Linked DNA regions of Homo sapiens: region 2 is linked to region 1. The links are chromatin loops, found by intact Hi-C in ENCODE. Cell type or tissue: gastrocnemius medialis. All regions are shown on one strand. Links, peaks and the distances in the headings refer to the core of each region. The heading gives the core; the rest is flanking DNA.

Region 1 (2,900 bases), core at 144-2,643:
AAGCGGCATTCATTGAGATAGGGGATGGGGGAGCTTTGTCAATAGGGCCACACTTACTGAGCCACGAGGGAGGGGTCACCGCCCCAGGAGAGCCAGGGCTAGAAGGAATATACATTAGCTGTGTGGGCAGGCAGATCCAAAGCATGTGAAGAGCAGGGCTTCCCACGCCTCTGTCGTCTCTGATGGCCACCTCCGCCACCAATTGTCTGGCTGGAGGGGATGGGATGGAAGGCTGGGAAGTTTAAGTGGGGAAACAAGAGAAGACAATGCCACCACCTGGGGAGGAGGGGTTGCCTGCCCCAGTGCCCGTGGCCCAGGAGGACAGCATGGGATACCAGGTTGAGGGAGGTGGTATGGTGGAGATAGAATGGGCTTTGGACCCAAGCCTACTTTGGGTATGACACTTAACCTCTGTGAGCCTCAGTTTCCTCATCTATAAAATGGGCACAGTAATATTTCCCAGGATTTTTGAGAGAATTAAATGATATGTGGGTGCGGTGGAATACTTTCTGATCCATCAATCTCTTCTTTTTTCTTCTCCTGTTTTTTTTGTTTGTTTGTTTGTTTTTTGCCTTTTCTCTCTCCTTCCTCCTCAGATTGAAGTCACAGAGAAAGGCAGGAAAACTTCCTGGCTTAGGTTTCCAAAGGCCTCTGGGGGATGAAGAGGTATGCTGGGATAATCAAAGCACTTGGGAGAAAACAGAAAAAGAGCAAGAATTCCCAGAGACTGGGGAGAGATGGAGGGGAAGTGATGAGCTGGGACATGGAGGGTTCCAGAAGAGGTGCAAATACCCTGCTGCCCAGCCAGCCCTGAGGAGGTGGGATGGCCCAGAGGAGAAACAGCTGTGGGGGCAGGTCTAGATGGGCAGACCACACACAGCCTTGCCGAGCCCATGCCTCCCGGCAAAGCACAGGAGGGGCCAGTGGCCCAGGATAGACAGGGCTCTGCCAGTCACCACCTGTGACTAACACCATCATCAGCTGCAGGCGAGATCCCCCTGAACGTGGTGGTGCTACGTGAATCTCTAGCCACCTGGGAAAATTGCAGGGGAAGATCCAGAAATGTCTGCCATCCCAGGAGAATGCAATCAGAATTAAAGTCAGAAAACGGAGAAAGTTCTATTTTTGCCCAAAGGGGTTTATAGATAAAGATTCCTGGTCTTTATATTTGTGGAGCCCCTGGCCCTGGGCCAGGTCTGAAGCAGACCCAGCAATGTCAGCTTCCTCTGTCCTGCCCACAGGGATAGAGAGGTGGCCCCAGAGGCAGGTCTGGGTGGGTTGGGGGAGGACTGAGAGAGGGGAAAGGGCCATCTCAGAGGGCAGGACAGTGCCTGGGAGTTTGCCCTGCATTCACCTGGCATGGAGCCTCTATCCTCCAGTCCTCTATTTATAAATAAGCTCAGATGGCCTGATAAAAACCTGGGACTATTTCTGGAGCAATGTGTCAGGCTGCAGTGGCAGGGGGCCAGGAACAGCCCGGCCCCCGGGGCCATGCTGAACTGGGCCACTCACACCCCTCCATGTCCCTGGTGCTCACTTCATCGGCTGATGGGGTCACCAGGGAAGCCACAGCTCCTCTTTGTCTTGGCCTTGTGTCTGTCCTCTCCTACCTTCTGCTTCTGCCGGTGTTTGCTCTTTCCTCTGCCCGCGGACCGCCACATCCATCTCTCAGGCACTTCCACTGCTCACCCCCACTCATCCCTTTCTCCTCCCCAGAACCCACAGTGGCTTAGGACGAGCTCCTGCACAGCGGCCTGTTTCCCAATTGCATCGTGTATCTCTTTGCCTCTCTTGGCTCAGCCATGGCCCCAGCCCCAGGCCATCCAAGGGGCAGCCTGGTGAGGTTTCTTCAACTTTGCTAATGACTTGACCTACAGTCTTAAGTCAAGAAGGTGTCGCTCTCCTTTGTGATGGCTGGACGCACAGGAGCTGTGGTCAGGATGGGGCTAGAGGAGCTGAAATCCCAGGGCAACAAGGGTATTTAAAAACACATCGCAGGAGAAACAGCTAAAGAGTCTTGGAACCAGGAATCATAAGCTGTTTGATGGGATGAACTATCTTGGGAGTGATGAGGTCCCCATCACTGAAAGTATTCAAGCAGAGAGAGTCATGGAATTAGGAGACGGAAGAGCATCAGACACTGAATGAAGTCTGCACTACATGAGATGAAGAACCCTTCCAGCCCTGAGGCCGAGCAGCCACTTCTCTGGAGCAGGCTGGCCCATCTATGTCCAGGAGGCCAGCCCCAGGCTAGCTTCTGAGCACGGGGAGCTAAGTCCTTCGCCTTCCAGAGACTGCACAAAGTGTGTGCCACCTCCACAGAACCCTCCTCATCCACCCGAGAACTCTTCCTCACCTGACCTAAAGCTCTTCATTTCATACCACCTTTCAAGCGAATTAAGGATTAATTGCCAGCAGCAATCTCTGTCTTTGTTTGTTTTCTCTAATGGAAAACCTTTCTCTCGGGAGGGTAAGGTTATCAGTCATTCACAGCTCAGTTGTGCTGTGTTTGATTAGACTGGACGGCAAAGCTGAGTCCTGTTTCGGCTCTGTGCGATCCTGGGCCCCTTGGAGCCTGTTTTCTCATCTATGAAATGGGAGTAATAATAGTGCTTATTGCACAGTTGTTTTAAGAACTAAAAATTTAAATTGCCTAGAATGTTATACAAACATAAGCTGCCATATTTTGGAAAAATGAGCCAAGATCAGTGGTGCCAAGGGAAGAATGGGCAGAGGTGAGCTGTGGGCAGCCGTGGAGGATGGTCCACGGTGTGGCTGCCAGAGGGCATCGGGGGCCAGGCAACTCCAGAAAGGAGCTAGGAATGTTAGAGAAAACTGCACTAACAGCCAGCATGCGTGAAGAACTGATTCATACTACACCGTGGATGAACCTCAAGAAC
Region 2 (2,900 bases), core at 165-2,664, 250 kb before region 1:
GTATTATTATTTCATCACCACTGAGTACAAGAGAGCCCCAGCTAGGTTCTGGGGAGAACAGCTATGACTCACAAATACTCCCCTCCCAACTCACAAATACTCCCCTTAGAATCTAGTCCTTAAATCATTCAAACCACAAAAATGTATTGAGCACTTACTGTGTGCTAGGCCCCGGTAGGTGTTAGAGGCACAGAAATGAGTTTTTTATTGGCCCCCATCCAATGAGGTGACAGACAAGAGAACCAGTGTGTGCAGCCAATGTTAATGTGACAAAAAGTGCAGAGTTAGTCCCAGAGCGTGAAGTCCTCCCTGTCCTAGGCCCAGGTGGAGGCCAGGAGCTGCTCCCCGGGCTGCCTGGACCAGACTTTTGAGCTCTTGGGACCCTGGCGAACATCAAAGCTGTTGCAAAAGTCAGAGCTCTTGCAAAAGTTGGAGCTGGCCCATGGCAGGTGGTTGAGAAGTGGCTACATGACTCTTCCCATGCAGAGCGGTTAGAGGGTGGAGGCCGATTTCCAGTATCCCTGGGAATCCAAAGAAAGAGGCCACTGAGGGGCAGGGGAGGGCCCCTCCGAGGCTTCCAGAAAAAGGCAGTGCAGCAGCTGGGCAAACCAGGATAAGGCATGCATCCCTAAGCCCAAAAATCAGGTGATGTGAGGCAGGCCGAGCTCCATGGCAGACATGCTGAGCTGCCTCTGTGTGTCTTGGCTAACTCTGCCCTTTCCTAACCCCACGGCTCACCCTGCCCAGGAGCAGGGATGAGGCCCATCCCTGATTCAGCAAATCCTGTGCCATAACAAGGGGAGGGGTGGGGGCAGCCACAGCCCACAAGACCCACCAGTCCCAGGGTTTGTGCAGCTCCAGGTCTCCCTGGAAAGCAAGAAACCACCCAGCTCCAGACGCTGAGGCTGCAGATTCAGCTGCCACTGCCTGATGGCCTCCAACCTGGCTGGATTAACTGGCCCATAGGGAGCTGGCTGCCCCCACAAGCCAGCTCCCTGGCCTCCCTGGGCAAACTAAAGCCCTCCTCCCTGGCTCCATAGCGCCCGGTCATCCCCTCATTCCAGCACTTTGCTTCTTCCTGCATTGTGTAGCTGGCCTTTCTCCTAAGAGCCTTAAAAGGGCAGGTCATCTTTGGCCACCTGCATGGCCCCGGCGCCTTGCTTCATGCTGGGTACACAGCAGGTACTCTGGGAATAACAAATAAGAGAATTTGTCAGAGGAGGTTTGGCAGGATGGACTATTGCATAGAACTGCACAGACTGTGCACTGCACGCCTCCAGAGGGCACTCTCCACAGGGATTACTATGTAAATGGCACCTCCTAAAGTTGTGCAGCATAGGGACCCTAGGGCTTGAGCATGCCCCACCCGCCTCCGCTGCTTCAAGCCCCTGGCCTTGGTGCTGACTGTTGGGCTTTCCTCTTCCCCTTCCCAACCAGCACTGACCATCATCCTTCCCATACGCTGGCGATGGGTAGTAATGAACTGTCCCAGTGAGCAGTTCTCCCAGACTGGGCTGTCAAAGCATGCTAGTGAGAGATTCCTGGATGGCAGGCAGGCCATCTGGATTCTTGCTCAGCCAGGAAACTCTGTCCTCTGGGAATATCCTCCCAGTCAGGGTGTTAGGGGGCTCCTGGATCCCCAAGATCTTCATGGTCCCCTAGAACTGCTCCTCTCCCCAGCCTGCAGTGGGCCTAATGACCCACATGTAGCCAGGGAGTGGTCCCCATGGGGTTTGTTTTATTGACTCAGCTAACAATGCCACAATGACTCTGATTGCCTTCTTCTCACCTGAGAGACCCAGCTCTGGGCAGCCAAGGGGTACGTAGGGACAGAGCATATGCATGTGACCCTCAAGATCTAGAGGAGCTCAGAGACAGCATGGATACTCGAAGCCCCCGTGAGCAGGGAGGACTTTCTGGACCAAGTGGGCTGGGAGCTGGGCCAACTGTAAAGACCCAGGGAAAAAAAAAGTCAAAACTGAGTTGCTCTTGCATGCAAGTGAGTGGTTAGTTCATTGACTCCGTCCACAGCCCTTTCCTGAGCAGCTACTGCAGTGGTTTTCAAAGTGTGGTCCCCACACCAGCAGCACCAGCAATTCTGGATGTGGAGCCCAGCAATATGTTTTCATCAGTCCTCCAGGTGACCCTGATGCAGCTCAAGTTTGACCTGATGTGTCCTAAGTGCTGGGGTTTGCAAAAGTGAGTTTTACTTAGTTCTCACCTTGAGGAGCTTGGAGTGGGGGAGAAGATAGACAGGAAAGAAAACAGTACTGTCCAGTGAGACGTATTGCTCTGGAGGGCCATGGAGGCAGAGGAGCAGTTGGTATAGGCTTGATCCTTGCAAGGGTAAGTGGCCTGGAGACCCCAGTGGCATGACTGTCCTCGGCAGGGAACCAGATGTTGGGACCAGCATCCCCTAGAGGGCTCAAGGAGCCCAGTGCCGACCCCAGTGCCCCAGTGCCCAGCCACCAGGGCTGTGGCCCTGAGCAGCAGGTCCTCCTACTCTTCCCTCCACCCCAGATCTTCTGCTCTGCTCTTCCCCCTTCTTCTTCCCACTCCCAAGTCCCAAATAGTAGCAGGTCTTTTCCTCCGATTGTCTTGGGGAGAAATGGGCATGTACCTCCAGGCCATTATCTTAGAGCACATTTTTAGAAGATTTTAAAGTAAATTTTTCCATTAGGCAGAGAACACCGTGTATTGATTTGGGTGCATCTATTTCTGCTTTACCCAGACAAAAAGATTTACAAAATATCCTAGAGAGGAATAGAATTAAAAATGAGTAAATTTAACAGGCTCAGAGCGTAGCACTTTATTTGTCTCATATAATCCTTGCCACACCTCATTAAGGTGAGGAACATCAGCCCATAGTGCAGATGAGGAAATGGGGCTCAGGAAGGTGA

The links. A loop is a pair of places that touch in the nucleus more often than their neighbours do. Peaks named below come from ENCODE experiments on the same cell type or tissue, not always from the same donor. Only the 100,000 strongest peaks of a DNase experiment are listed, where the experiment ranks them.
Region 2: it touches region 1 in a loop (2.5-fold over the local background); 10 of 110 quality-filtered maps call a loop at or near these places.

The regions. Positions count from the first base shown.
Region 1 is chr2:119,484,123-119,487,022 of GRCh38, forward strand. All of the region lies in intron 2 of SCTR (secretin receptor), which reads right to left. SCTR-AS1 (SCTR antisense RNA 1) reads left to right here. Exons shown (of 2, transcript NR_147847.1): 2 at 1,717-2,900. Among named protein-coding and RNA genes, the nearest start is that of SCTR-AS1, 9.1 kb to the left of the region's middle. In gastrocnemius medialis, for the core only: no CTCF peak of the experiment used is centred there; DNase peaks (open chromatin) are centred at 909 and 1,449; H3K27ac peaks cover 1,923 bases.
Region 2 is chr2:119,233,455-119,236,354 of GRCh38, forward strand. All of the region lies in intron 2 of STEAP3 (STEAP3 metalloreductase), which reads left to right. Among named protein-coding and RNA genes, the nearest start is that of STEAP3, 11 kb to the left of the region's middle. RefSeq lists a silencer at 1,206-1,255. In gastrocnemius medialis, for the core only: a CTCF peak has its summit at 1,284 (motif pointing right); a DNase peak (open chromatin) is centred at 427; H3K27ac peaks cover 2,500 bases.